2 separate regions of the Homo sapiens genome follow, and region 1 is linked to region 2. Evidence: chromatin contacts called from ENCODE Hi-C data. All regions are on one chromosome and are shown on one strand. The core of a region is the stretch at or near the end of the contact, and the rest is flanking DNA. Distances in the headings are between cores, read along the strand shown.

Evidence for each region. A loop is a pair of places that touch in the nucleus more often than their neighbours do. Pooled maps may share reads with other maps.
Region 1: a map of naive thymus-derived CD4-positive, alpha-beta T cell shows a loop between it and region 2 (4-fold over the local background). The contact joins two enhancer-like sites. A Hi-C loop is called at or near these places in 1 of 168 maps with a recorded cell type or tissue (naive thymus-derived CD4-positive, alpha-beta T cell), 5 of 37 single-sample maps with no recorded cell type and 8 of 50 pooled maps.

What each region holds. Positions count from the first base shown.
Region 1 is chr3:125,138,538-125,145,880 of GRCh38, forward strand. All of the region lies in intron 5 of SLC12A8 (solute carrier family 12 member 8), which reads right to left. Among named protein-coding and RNA genes, the nearest start is that of MIR5092, 9.3 kb to the right of the region's middle. RefSeq lists a silencer at 3,044-3,273 and enhancers at 3,287-4,110, 3,724-3,813, 3,824-4,053, 4,624-5,577. Within about 2 kb of position 3,439, at least 26 of the 41 ENCODE cell types and tissues checked have a DNase peak (open chromatin) inside an H3K27ac peak, as active enhancers do.
Region 2 is chr3:124,833,320-124,839,991 of GRCh38, forward strand. The region is part of intron 5 of ITGB5 (integrin subunit beta 5); the gene reads right to left. Among named protein-coding and RNA genes, the nearest start is that of ITGB5, 51 kb to the right of the region's middle. RefSeq lists enhancers at 757-1,256, 1,621-1,710, 1,951-2,160 and a silencer at 2,123-2,417. Within about 2 kb of position 2,157, at least 29 of the 41 ENCODE cell types and tissues checked have a DNase peak (open chromatin) inside an H3K27ac peak, as active enhancers do.

The DNA of each region.
Region 1 (7,343 bases), core at 2,189-4,688, 310 kb after region 2:
TATGCTAATTCAGAAAACTGGATGCCATAGTATAAATACAAAAAAAGGTGTATTAATCTATACATGTAAGAAACAGCTAGAAGAAAACACACCGAAATACTAACTGTGGTTGTTTGTATAATGCAATTACAGGCAATTCTTGTACTTTCTTTTTTTATTTCTACAAAACATCCACATTTAAGTTAAAGGGCTGAGTGCAGTGGCTCATGTCTGCAATCCCAGCACTTTGGGAGGCTGAGGTGGGAGGATTGCTTGAGCCCAGGTGTTTTAGACCAGCCTGGGCAACACAGAAAGACCCCTTCTACAAAACACACACACACACACACACACACACACACACACACACACACACTTAGCAGGGCATGGTACTAGCTACTCAAGAGGCTGGGGTGGAAGAATCACTTGAGCCCAGAAGGTCAAGGCTGCAGTCAGCTGTGACTATGCTACTGCACTCCAGTTTGGGTGACAAAATAATTTTTTTAAATGAACATAATCTACTTGTCATCAAAAAATATCTTTTAGGAAAACAAACAAAACATCCCACAATTGAAAGCCCACTTTCTCGTCAGCTTTTCTATGTATGAAGAGCTTTTCTTTCTTTCCGTTTGTACTCTGTTTCCCAAAATGACTTGAGTGGCTTATGAGAAAAACATAAACAAGACAGGAAAAATAAAATAAGGACCAAAGAAAGAAAGAAACTGAGCAAAAGAGAGAGAGGGTGAGAACACCCCCAGTCGTACCTCCATGACCCACAGTCTGAGGCCTTATTCAGAGAGAATTTTCTAACTCTTTGACCAAGCGCACTGAGGCAGGGCATTGGATCTGGTGGCCCATCCCTCACATGGGCCACTTTCCAGTGGACAACAAGGAGCCCCCAAAGCTGGCACAGTGGACCCTGCCTCATTTCCTCTGCCCCTATTTTCCCAGGCCCTCATGACTTGCACCCCTCACCTATCACCACCCCACCTCACGGTCCCCTGTCCTGAGCCAGTCCCCAAAGAGTCTTGCTCACTGGTCCCCATCCTGCCTGCTGGGGCCTGGGTCTCTTTCCCACACCCTGAACCTGGTGGCCCACCCAGACCTCAGGCATGGTTGACTCTCTGTTGGGCTTATGCAGAGTGGGTGCCCAGGGGAGGCACTCATGTCTCTGACTGGCCGGTACTGGCTAGCTAAGCATGGTGTGAGGTCAGTGGGTCACACCCAGGGTAGGGCTGAGGTCCATGCCGCCTGCCATGCCCTCCGACAGTGGCTCTTAATGCCTGACTTGCTGATGCCCAGAACAAAGGTTCCTAATTCTTTTAGTTGCCCCCATTTGAGAGTCTGATGAATACCATGGTCCCTGTCCCCATAGACACCACATTTTGCATACCATTTTGGGGAAGGGCAGATTTCTGAAGCCTCTCTGGAGAGCATGGACCTTAAGGTTCGAGACCTCTACTCTAGCAGCTACATCTGCACGTGAGATTGTCCCGCCAGGAGGCACCTACAACTTCCCAAGGCCTGACTGCCACCATGCCCTGCCTCAGAGTGGACAGCAGCCCTGAGAGTGACATAGCCAATAATGTCTTCATGCCACAGTCCTTGCCAAGCAATGGCCAAGACTGTGTGCACAGAGATTGTGCAGGTCACTCCAAGGACACCACAGGGCAACCTCACTTCTGAAAATAATGCTGAGCGACCAGTGACTGAACCCTTCCTACGTGCCAGCCACTGAACAACAAGACCTTACAATGTCATACTTGTACGATGACTAACTGAGGACACTGAGGCTCCGGAACGTGAAAAAGCTTGTCCGAGGGTTACATAGCCAGATCTGCCTGTATTTCACCCACTGCCTCTCCCGGTGGCAGAAGCCAGGCCTCTCTCCAGGAGGTGGGTTCCCAGGCCCTGGCACTGCACCCCCTTACAGCACAGGTTGCCTTTCAGCCCCAGGAAACATGCCCACAGAGATCATGGCATCTCCCCCGGCCCCATTTGTGTAGGGCAGACAGGAGTCCTATCCTGTGGAACACCATGTGCCTACCGGTATGCAACTGGCTGGAGCTTACACAGCTGGGAGGACACAGCCTGTCCTGGACCCCACATCTGAGTGAATTCAGGCCTCCATCTACCACACTGACCCTCTGTAATCCATCCCAAAGTCATTCCCCAGGAATTTCCTTTTTTTTTTTCTTTTCTTTCTTTCCTTTTTTTTCTTAAAGAGGCAGGGTCTCGCTCTATCACCGAGGCTGGAGTGCAGTGGCACTATCGTAGCTCACTGCAACCTCAAACTCCCAGCCTCGAGCAACCCTCCCACCTTGGCCTCCCAAAGCACTGGGATTACAGGCGTGAGCCACCACGTCTAGCCTCCCCAGGGATTTCCAACACTTGTTTTTTGACCTCAGAAGAGTCTCTTTGCCTCTCTGTTGGGCTTTCAATTCCTCTGCTGGTGAAACTGAGTCTTGTGGTCTGGGGTCCTGTCATCTGACATCTTTCAACTCTCGAAGGCCTGGGATGCATGGGGCCTGCAGCTGCTGCGTGTGAATGGATCTGGGTTTGACCTGAACATCTGTTTCTCTATCCACGGAATAAAAATACTTTGGTCCAGTTTGAGCTGTATGCTTTTAGGAAGAACAAAAACAAAAAGGGGGGTGGGGTGGGGTGCGGGTAAGACAGAGAACAAATGACAACAAGACCCAGGCAGGAACAGGCAGAGGGAAAGTCCTTGAAGCTCTGTCTGCAGAAAGGCTTGATCTTTCCACCCGGAATTCGGGTAATTCAGGCTTCTTGTGATGCGGCCAGTGGGCTGTGGCTCTTCAGGGCCCACCATCTGCTCCCAAGGGGTGCTCGTGGGAGCCTACCCTCCTCCCCTTAGCCAAAGGCAGGCAGCGGGGGTCACTAGTGGGACTGAGAACTGCTCCAGCAGGGCTGCTTGGGGTGCCCAGCAGCCGGGCATGGGACCCTTGCCCTGGGTAGGCGGCTGCTAGGGGCTCTGGGTGGCACCTGCGGTGCCCCCGACATCCCCTCCCCCTACGCCGCTGGGGGCTGCTGAAATTAGAAGAGGGAGTCGGGAAGTCATACCCCTCCCTGTGGGCGTCGGGTTGCACTGTTGACTAACTTAGAAAGCGAGATTTCTAAAAATGATGCTGGGGCTGCAGGCTGCGGGCTGCGGGCTGCGGGCTGCGGGCTGCTGCCGCGGCGGGGGCTTCCGGCGGCGCTCTCTTCTGGGTCCCCCACCCCTGGACCAGCGACCGACGACCAGCCAGACAGCCCTTTCCTGCGAATGGACAATGGGAGAGGCTGGCGCAACCGAGAATAGCCAGCGCGGAGGAAGGGCTCCGGACGGAGCTAGGAGGGTGGGGCTCGGAGGGCGCAGGAAGAGCGGCTCTGCGAGGAAAGGGAAAGGAGAGGCCGCTTCTGGGAAGGGACCCGCACGACGACGCCCGAAGGGCGTCGGGGGAAGTGGTAGGCCCCGGAGACTGCGCGAGGCTCCTCAGCAAAGGAAGTGGGCGCGGCGCGCACGCAAGACCTCGCACCCGGCCTCGCGCGCCGCCTCTGGACAGCCCAGCGCCTCTCAGCACCTGTACCTCGCCAGACGCGGCCTCACGGAGACGGGGATCTGCAGCCAATCCGAAACTGCCTGACCCAGGGGGTCCGCGGAAAGGGGAGGAAGGGGAGTGTCCACGGGCCCCATCCTGCCACTTGTCACCCACAAGAGTTCCTTCCCAAGCAGCCCCATCCTCGCCCGGACACTCACTCAGATACTGCCCAGCCCCAGATGGGCTAAGAGGCACAGAGATGGGCAATTAAACACAGCAGGCCTGGCCTCCCTGGGCTGGGGATGGGGTTTTTCTTCTGGGAGCTGCAAAGGGTGAAGCAGTTACAGGTTATCAGGGAGGAGCCCAGTCAAAACTGAACTCAAGGAGGATAGATTTGGGAGAAGTCCCTGCCATGCTTATCCTCCCTCGGCGTGAAGCACAGGGCCCCCTTCCAGGCACAAGGACCCTGAAGATCTCTGGGTGGAGGAAGGCAAGAACAGTGGCAAAATCAGGAATCAGGAACCAGGGTTCGGGCCCTGGTTATGCGAGGACTCACTGTGGGACTGTAAACAAGCCCTTTTCCCTCGGAGCTTTGAAACGCAAATTTTGAGTCAGCGAGACCGGCATGGGCCAGAGACCCAGCCTTCCTAATGAGCTCCCCGGAGATGCCACGCTCCTGCCTGCAGATCGAACTCTCAGTAGCACAGTACGAGATGATTTTTCAGAACCCTTCTAATTCTGAAGTCTTCCCAGCCAGAAGCCCACTCTCAGGCCTCTCAGGACACACTGTCCAAATACACAGTTGGTTTCCAATGGCAGAGGTAAAATCCCAAACCAGCTTCCATAACATGCCCTCCTCCCTTCCCTGACTCTGTGATTGTTGATACAGGATGTGCTCCAGAACCGTGAAACAAGCTCACTACCACAGTTCCATATGTTAATAAAACCTTACTGGCCGATAATGAGAGATTACATGGAAGGGCAGAGAGATGAGGAAACCTTCATGGTCTAATTCATTGGCCTGTTTTAACAACTGAGGAAACTGAAGTGCAGAGCTGAAGCCAACTGTTCAAAAGACACGCAGAGTCAAAAGGGGAACAGTAACCCTAATTGAGAGTACAGTTTGGAGTCCAGATAGTATCAAGTCCCAATCTGTTGGGCTCTCCCATTGAACTGGGTCATAACAATCCTGGTACAACTATTGGTGTTCAATAAAAGTGTTTTGAAATAGAACTGAATCGGCTGTATTGCGTTGGACTGTTTTGAAATTAAACTGAATCGGGCTGTATTGCTTTGTATTGATCACTGCCTGGAGATTTGGAAGAGGAAATAATGATAGGTTTCGAAGAGGCCCCCAAAGAGTCCTGGGCGTGAGCCTGGAGTCTTCCTCGGACCACAGTCTCCTCTCTGGCTTCAGCCCTATTGACTTTGGTCCTGCAAAGAGAGGGTGGAGAGAGGATGTGCACAGGGTTTCCAGCCTAAGACCCCACCCAGAGAGAAAATACACAGAGGGAGGGCTGGGCATTCCAACAGTGGCCAGAAGGGAAATCTGAAGTGGGGCTTGACCTGCCCAGAGGGCCAGGGGAGTCCCGCCCAGCCTGCCTAGAAAGGAGCAGCCTAGAGCCCTGCCTGGCCATGGGGAGAGCCTCCACCCTGTGGGAGGACTGGCTGTTGTGAAACAGTGGGAAGGACCCCCAGGGCTGGGCAACCCAGGGGATGAAAGGCCAGACTGGGGGATGTCAGGGCAGCCTCCCTGGCCTGGGAGGGAAGGGGCTGAAAGTGTCCCATAACAAGAGCAGCTCCTGCCATGCCCTGCGGTCTAGGAGGGCAGTCCCGGGGCTCTTTCTGAGCTAAGGATTCCTCATTTGTGAAAGGAAAGATAAGCCTTTTCTTCATGAAGAATGGTTTCTAATAACCAAGAAATTGTTCCATCTGCTAACACGGGCTCTATTTTAAATGCTTAATGAACCTTTTCTCATAATGGCCTTGGGGTCAGTAAGCTGAGATGAGATTTTTGCCTAGAGAGGCCTACAGCGGAAAGAGCTGTCAAATGCCCAAGAATGTGAAAAGAATCTGACTTGAGGAGACACTAGGTTCTCACCTGGGCCCCAGGAAACAAGAGGCATCTTGGGGTGAGAACAGTGCTGTCTACTTCCGCTGCATACCACTCATTCCAAGTGCTTTACCGTATTAACTCATTGAAGCCTCACAACTACCCTATGAGGTAGATGGATTTTTTTCAGGGAAGGAAACTGAGGCACAGAGAGGCAACTGGGATTCAAACGTTGTGCTGCCACTGCTGCAGCAGTGCTTGTCCAAGGCTGCAGGGAGTCTTGGATGAGTGCCAGGAGCTCCAGCTGCTCCAGCTGGGACCCTGCAGAGGGGTCCAGAGGGACCTGGCCCCAGCCCAGCCCACAGAGCCCCCACTAGCCTACCCTAGAAAGGAGCCCTGAGAAAGGAAAATCTGGCCTCCTTATCTCCTGGGGGAAAGGAATGCACTCTCCCTCCTGCCAGGATAACGGGCTGTTTTAACGGGAAGTCTCCACCCTGGCTGTGGGTTCCTCCCAGCCACCACTTATTCCTTCTGGCTGTCTCTGCCTCTGGCATCCCACTTCCCATGCTTCAACTCCTGACCCCTGACACCCCCAAAATAATCCTAACTCAACTCATGGCCCCCTCAAATCAGCTGCCCCTGCACAGCTCCAAGCTGGTCAAGAAGTCTTCCCTGCCCCACTGTTGCTTGGATATCCTCGCCAGGCAGGCAGCTGAGACGGGGTGGGAGGTCAAGTGACCCCTGCAGGGAAGGGGCAGTCAGTATCAACACACCGATATGTAAGCAGAGCCCCCCTCCTGCCAAGCACCAGGCTGAAAATATTCACATGCTCAGACCCCTTCCCCACCAAGTTCTGAGGCCATGGGCAGCTCTCCCCCACCCCAAGTCCTACCCAAGAAACAAAGCAGGGCCTCCCTCAGAATGCCATGGCTAAAGATTCAGTATCATAGAACTGTAGAAAGTTAGCATCACAGCAGTCTTTAGCCTCAAATCCATTTTACAGATGGGAAAGCTGAGGCCTGAGAAAGGAGATGCCCACGTCACAAAGTTAGCAGCTGCTCAGGGGAGACCAGAACACAGTGTGGCCAAGCCCTTGTCCAATATGTCCTATGGGTCCCCATCTCTCTGCTGTTACTGGCTGGCTACTTGCCTGTTTTTTCCACTAGACTATGAGCCAGGTGGGGGCAGGCACCACGCTCTCTTATTTTCTGGGGTGTCTCTGGCACCTAGCCCCAGGGGACATGCAAAAAATATAAAACATTAATAATAACAAACAATGGAAACAACCCAAATGTCCATCCACAGATGAATGGATAAACAAAATGTGGTATATCGATACAATGGAATGTTATTCCACCATAAAAAGGAATGAATTTCTGATACATGCTACAACACAGATGAACTTTGAAGACCTCATGCTAAGTGAAAGAAGCCAGATGCAAAAGGACAAATGTTGTATAATTCCCCTTACAGTAGCTCCCCTTTATCCACAGGGCATCCTTTCCAAAACCCTCAGTGGAGGCCTGAAATGGCAGATAATACCAAACCCTATATATACTATGTTTTTTCCTATATATACATACCTGTGATCAAGTTTAACTTATAAATTAGGCTCAGTAAGAGACTAGCAACAATGACATAATAAAATACAATTATATTATAATAAAAGTTTTATGAATGTGGTCTCTCTCCCTCATCTCAAAATATCTTTTTTATTCTTTTCTTTCTTTCTTTTTTGAGACTGGGTCTTGCTCTGTCACCCCATCTGGAGT
Region 2 (6,672 bases), core at 907-3,406:
TTTTTGCAGGAAAAACATCAATAGGCAAATAACAAATATCATCAATAAATATCAATAATTTTATATGGTTCAATCTAATGTTTCCAAACAGGTTGTTTTATTTCCCTTCTAATGGATCTGCAGGCTCAAATCAAATCCCAGAGGATAGAGACTTCTCATCTATCTTTAATTTTCTCCACCATACCTGCCACTGAGCATTTATTGGACAGCCAATAAATGCTTTCTGAATGGAAAAGTATTACCAAGTAATAGTACTTCTGGTTCTGCTTTAATGAATTTGCATGAAGCACTGTAAATTCCATGGAGGCAGCCTGGTGGATGGGAGGGTGGAAGTCCCATCCAGGATGGGACAAGCTTGGGGCCAGAAGAACCTGGTATTCCTGAACTTCAGAAGCATAAAGGCACCTGTGAGAATGAAGCCTTTGTTCCCAGATGTTTAACAAGCATCTGTTATGTGCCCAGCAGTGTCTGGTGCTGGGAATATAGTCATAAGAAAAAAGACATAGTCCCTGCCTTCAGGGAGTTTACTATCTCAAAGGGAGGCAGGCATTCCAGGAATGCTTCAAATAAATAAAAATAAGATGATAACTAGGACAGAAGTGATTAAGGGCTTGCCTGGAGCCAGGGCATCCTGACCTACTCAGGGAAGTCCACCAGGGAGGGCTTCTCTGACAAACAGACAGTGAAGCTGAAATCTGAAACACAAACAGGCACAGGTTAGACATTAAAAGGAAAACAGATTCCGGGGGAGGAAGCAGGAATGGACAAGTGGAGCACAGGGACTTCCGGGGCAGGGAAGCTACTCTGTGTGATATTTAATGGTGGCTACCTGTTGTCGTACATTTGTTAAAACCCACAGAACTGTACAAACCAAGAGTGAACCCTAATGTGAACTATGGACTCTGGTTGATAATGATGTGTCAACACTGACTGGGTCACTGATTGTAACAAATATACCACACTGATGTGGAATGCTGATGGTGGGGGAGGTTGTGTGCGCAGTGGTCAGAGGGAAGTTGTGGGAATTCTTTATTTTCTATTCATTTTTGCTATGAACCTAAAACTGCTATAAAAAATAAAATCTACTGAAAGAAAGAAAGAAAGAAGGAAACAAAGAAAGAAAGAAGGAAGGAAGGAAGGAAAGAGAGAGAGAAAGAAGGGAAGGATGGGAAGGGAGGGAGGGAGAGGAGGGAAGGAAGGAGGGAGGCGAGGAAGGGGAGGGAGGGGAGGGAGCGGGGGGAGGGAGGGAGGAAGGAAGGAAGGAAAGAAGGAAGGAAAGAGAGAGAGAGAAGGGAAGGATGGGGAGGGAGGGAGGGAGGGAAGGACGGACAGGAGGAAGGGGAGGGAGGGGAGGGAGGAAAGAAGGAAGGAAGGAAGCAAGCAAGCAAACCAGGAATACAGGGAAGTAGTATCAAAGAAAACCAGGAATACAGGAATGGAGTATCCAAACAGAGGAAACAACACATGCAAAGGCCTTGCCTGAGTCAGAGTAACGCACTCCAGGTCACTGTGGCTGGAATGCAGAGGCCACAGGTAGAGGCCACAGGCAGAGAGCCTTGCAACAGGAGCCCAAGAGCAAATTCCTGTCTCCTTTCATCTTTGCTCAGTGGACATTCCAAGCAAGAAGGAGCCTCTGACTTAAAATAAAAAATTGACATTCTCACCTGGTATGAAAACAGAGCCCCAGCCATCAAAGGGGCCTCCTACCCTTTCCCCAGGATGATTATTCCCTGCCTTGGTCAGTGAAGGGAGCCACCAGCACGTGTAGACACCTCCTAAGCACAGGTGCAAGGCAGGCACGTGACTTGTTTACACTAGAGGGCAAAAAGAAACGCAAACTCTCCCACGTGCCCTGTTCACGATACTGAGTTATGACTCAGCCAGTTCCCACCGCTCAACCCAGAACAGCAGCTGTCGGTGGGGCTGCGGAGCCCACAACACAGCTCACAGCAGAAGGCAGAGCCAGGAAACCACGGAGTCCTGCACTTGGGATGTCGCCTCAGAGACCAAAACAGTAGAAGGATTCAGAAGTGCACATGAAACCACTGCCGTCTGCCACATAGAAAGCCAAGGGGAAGCTGCGCCACACCTGTCTGACAACAACCCTACAGGGCAGAGGGTCTGCACACCTGCATGCGCAATGCCCAGAGAAATCCAATACTTTAATGGTGCTTCCCCAAAGACACGGCAGCACAGGAAGAGCAGGCAGCCTGGCGCTGGATCAAGCCCCGGAAACCTGTGGTGCGATCTGCTAGCAGAAGCAGCTCACACATGCTGAGACAGACAACGCAGACAGCTGGGAAGCAGAACATGTGGCGGGTCCCTCTCTTCAGGTGGTGCAGAGGTTTGAGGAGTGGGGGGATGCCTTCCTTGAGGAAAGAAAGGCAATTTCCTGTATTTCTCAACTCATGCTTGGAAAAGTGACACAAGTCTGAGGTCTAAAAGAAATCAGGCAATAAGTCAAAAGAAAGCGAGTCAATTCTGCAGGAACTGGGAGCTGGGAGGGAGCAAGAGGAAACCCTGACAAAGTTGTGCCTGACTCTGGGACTGGGGAATTTTCCACATTTTACAGGTGTCTGCAGCAGCCTCTACTGGGTCTGAGGCTTAAGCCTGAGCCAGAAGAGACAAAAAAGCAAAATCAAAGGCCTTGAGCAAAGGAGACAGGGCTGTGACCAAGTCCTCTGCGAGAAGTGGCACTGGCTGGCACAGATGGAAGGCAACCTGGAGCACCTCCCTCCAGTCCCATGCCTCCCTGCATCTCCCAGATGTGCTCTCTGAGGCCTGGAGAAGTCAACTGGCTTCCATGGAGGCAGCCGATAACAGAAGAGGCAGAGCTTGAGTAAGGAAAACATGACTCTAAATTCAGTGCCTTCCTAGGTTTGGAATGTATTATTAAAAAAAAAAAAATTCAACAGGCTGTGTGCAGTGGCTCACACCTATAATCCCAGCATTTTGGGAGGCTGAGGTGGGCAGATCACTTGAGCCCAGAAGTTCAAGACCAGCCTGGCCAACATGGACAAACCATGTCTTTACTAAAAATACAAAAAAATTAGCTGGGCAAGGTTGCAGTGAGCCATGATAACACCACAGCACTCCAGCCTGGGCGATAGAATGAGATCTCCTTTCAAAAAAAAAAGAAAAAGAAAAAAAAATTGTTTTAAATAAATAAATGCAGTGCCCCTTACTCAATAGTGCATTATTGTTACTTCCCAGAGCACACAGTCACTGAGTAATAAAAAGGGCACAGAATTTCAAATCAACAGAACTGGTTCACATTCTGGTTCTACTCCTTACTAAATGCAATTAGTCCCTGTGATACTCAGTTTCCACCCCTGTAAAATGGGAACAACCCTTATCAGAGTCCTACCAATATACTGTAGGATTCTGGTAAGGATCCTCCAACAAGAATCACGGCTCCTCTGAGGCTGTGGTCTTCATTTTAGATAAGATATTCTGGCCAGGGAAGAATAAAGGTCTCAATTCCTGCCAAAAAAATTTTATTCAATACATAAATTTACCTTGTTTGCTTTAAGACTTACTCATCCAACTATTTTTGAGAGGAAATAAATGCTTTAAAAATTGAACACAGGCAAAATTAAAAGAATCAGGATTAAAACAGAAACTCTGTCTAAAGAATACAAAGGATAAGTGCCAGGGCTCTAGCAGTGGAGACAAACAGGGAAACGCATTGGGTTGCACTGATTTATTTTCTGGCTGACGAAAAAAAGCAGCACATAGAATACTGTGCAGCCAGCATGTACCCAGCCAAGCTCAAATGTACAAGTAACTTCTTTAACCTGAGAGCCATGAAGAAGAGCAAAGTGATAACTGACAACTTGGGACCCAGAGCTTCCAGGCAACTGCTCACCCTCTGTCCTCCCTAGGCCAAGGGCGTGCCCTGTTTTGAGAGAAGAGGAAAGCAGCCATATTTCCAGTCTGAACCACACATCACACTTCCGCCTGCACAATTTCAGAACAAACAACTTAGAGTCAACTTCTAGAAGGTCCTGGCAGAGAAACCATTATTCTGACCATAAAAAAGTATAAACAGGTTCAATCATAGGCTCTGGGTAAAGATAAGAAATTACAGGCAGTGGCATTCTCCAACTCCAACCCAGCCAGGAACAGTGCATTAGAAAAAATGCCCGCCTTGACGACAGAAGCATCCCTTAGCTGTGGATGCTGTTAGATGGCCTCTCACAGCAATGTGACCTGCAGGGGATAAATAAAGCAACTCAAAACCTCCATTCATAGAAACAGGGTCCTTATCATAAATGGAATGAATCCTAAATAGAAACAGGTAGTTTCCTTCTTTTTGCAAAGAACATCTTTCAAGAGCAGGCCACAGAGGTGGATTTAAAGTCAGACATGTGAATATTCCATACCCCTAAATCCCACAAGTTGATAACTAACAGTCCATTCAGGGAAACAAGAATGAGAATAAAACCAGAGTGAGAATAAAACCAGGACAAAGAGCTCCCTGTGGCGCTGGGAGATAGGCCTGTTATCAGCTCCATCTCCAGGGCACAGGGTCAGGGGAAGTAGAGCGTGCAGCGCTGCCGGGGAATTGCCTGGCCAACTCCAGCCCCTATGACGCACAGAGCCAACTGCACAAGATTCCAGGCCTTCTCCCTCTGTTCCACTGTTTGCAGGATTCAGTGGAAGGGCCTTTAATCTGGCCAGATCAGGAGGAGACACAGCATTCAGTAAACAAAGTAAGGGATACTTAGGACTTACAAATGATAGCCAAGATCTGCTTCAAATATGGGTGTGGTTGGGAATACAAATGCAACAAGACTGGTCATGAGTTAGTAATCATTAAAGACGAACAATGAGTACATGGGGTTTCATTTCACTATTCTTTATTCTGAAACTGTTCCAGAATAAAAAAAAAAAAAAAGAAATCATACTTATTCACTGTGGAAATTTAGGTAAATATTAAACAAAAAGCCAAAGAAGAAAATAAGCCTATCACCTATCAGAAAAATATAATCTTGTCACCTGAGACAACCACTGTTACCATTTTGTTCCATTTCCAATCTTTTCCACATTTTTTCTTTCTTTTGTTTGCAAAACAGAAGTATACTGTCCATATTGTTTTATAACCTGCTTCCCATGCCAATCTTAATTTATCTTACATATTATTCTGGAAATTCTTAAAACATAAAACATTGGGTTGTATCTTCCCTAAGGACAATTTTTCCTAGAAGAGGGAGCCAAGAGAGAGCAAAGTTACTATTAAAGCCATCTGATACTAATACCTTACATATTATTCAAGTCATTAAAATTTTTTTTTTTTTGAGACAGAGTCTTGCTCTGTTGCCCAGGCTGGAGTGCAGTGGCATGATCTCGGTTCACTGAAAGCTCCGCCTCCGGGGTTCACACCATTCTCCTGCCTCAGCCTCCCGAGTAGCTGGGACTACAGGCGCCTGCCACCACGCCCGGCTAATTTTTTGTATTTTTAGTAGAGACGGGGTTTCACCGCGTTAGCCAGGATGGTCTCGATCTCCTGACCTCATGATCTGCCCGCCTCAGCCTCTCAAAGTGCTAGGATTACAGGCGTGAGCCACCGCGCCCAGCCTCAAGTCATTAAATATTTTAAGTAGTATGACTGTTGCGTAGTCTTTCATCCAAAAGTAGTCCATAAACTACTTCCAATTTTTTGTCACCATAAGGCTGTGGTGAGCCAGGAAGGATGACATGTTTTATAAGTAGGTGATGTCAAGTGAGAAATAAATTGCTTAGTATGCACCTGAACATAAACTGACAGCACAATGGAAAAGAAAAGGCAAAGAGAGATGCTGGAGGCACATTGGCTGCATAATTCTGAGCAATCATTAACTTTCCAGGTATTCCCTTTTGCAAAGGTCGTGGTGAGGAATAAAGAGCAAATTTCAACAGGTATAAGCCTGAAACTTGCTCACAAAGTGCCTCTCCGTCAACAATAATTCACCAGGTCCAGACAATGAACTGAGAAAATCTGCTAGCATCGCCTCTGAAATGCTTGAGTCTTGAAATACTGTGTTTTCAAAGGGTTGAAGATTTCATCCATCAGGGATGGCACAGGAAGGTTCCATAGACATAGACTGGATCAAATGGCTTCTCAAAGACCACTGTGGTCCAAGTGATCAATCATGCCCTTTCAATTCATCTAATTGAATAAAATATACTCAGACACTGCTTAGGCCTGTAATTGGGTTCTTTCTCCAGAGAAAGATGAATTTCTCTCTCCAAAAAAAGAAAATCCATAAAATCCTCAAGGTGGGGAGATGAGGGGGATCCTATGTCTTCTCTGCACTATTTTTTTCCCTACCAAGAAGCAGAATTTGGCTGAATGTCTGTGGAGAAAACGCCTCCTATAGTCAATATCTGAAAGTCAGTCAAAAATATAATTTTTCTTTCTGAATCAAATTCATAAACTATTTTGTGAAACATTTGAAAGGTTCAGGACTGAATACATTCTAACCATGTTTCCATGTGTCTCTCTCAGACTGCTAAGAGACACCAGGGACTTCTGAATCAAACAATTTGGCTCTGGCCAGTAGCTGGGAAGAGGCCACACTGCAGCCTTCCTGGATAGGAAGCCACTGCTACCTTCTTCTCCAGGAGGGGCCCACAGACTCTGTGATGGGCAGAACCACAGTGGGATCAAGAGAATGGCAGATGGCTGTT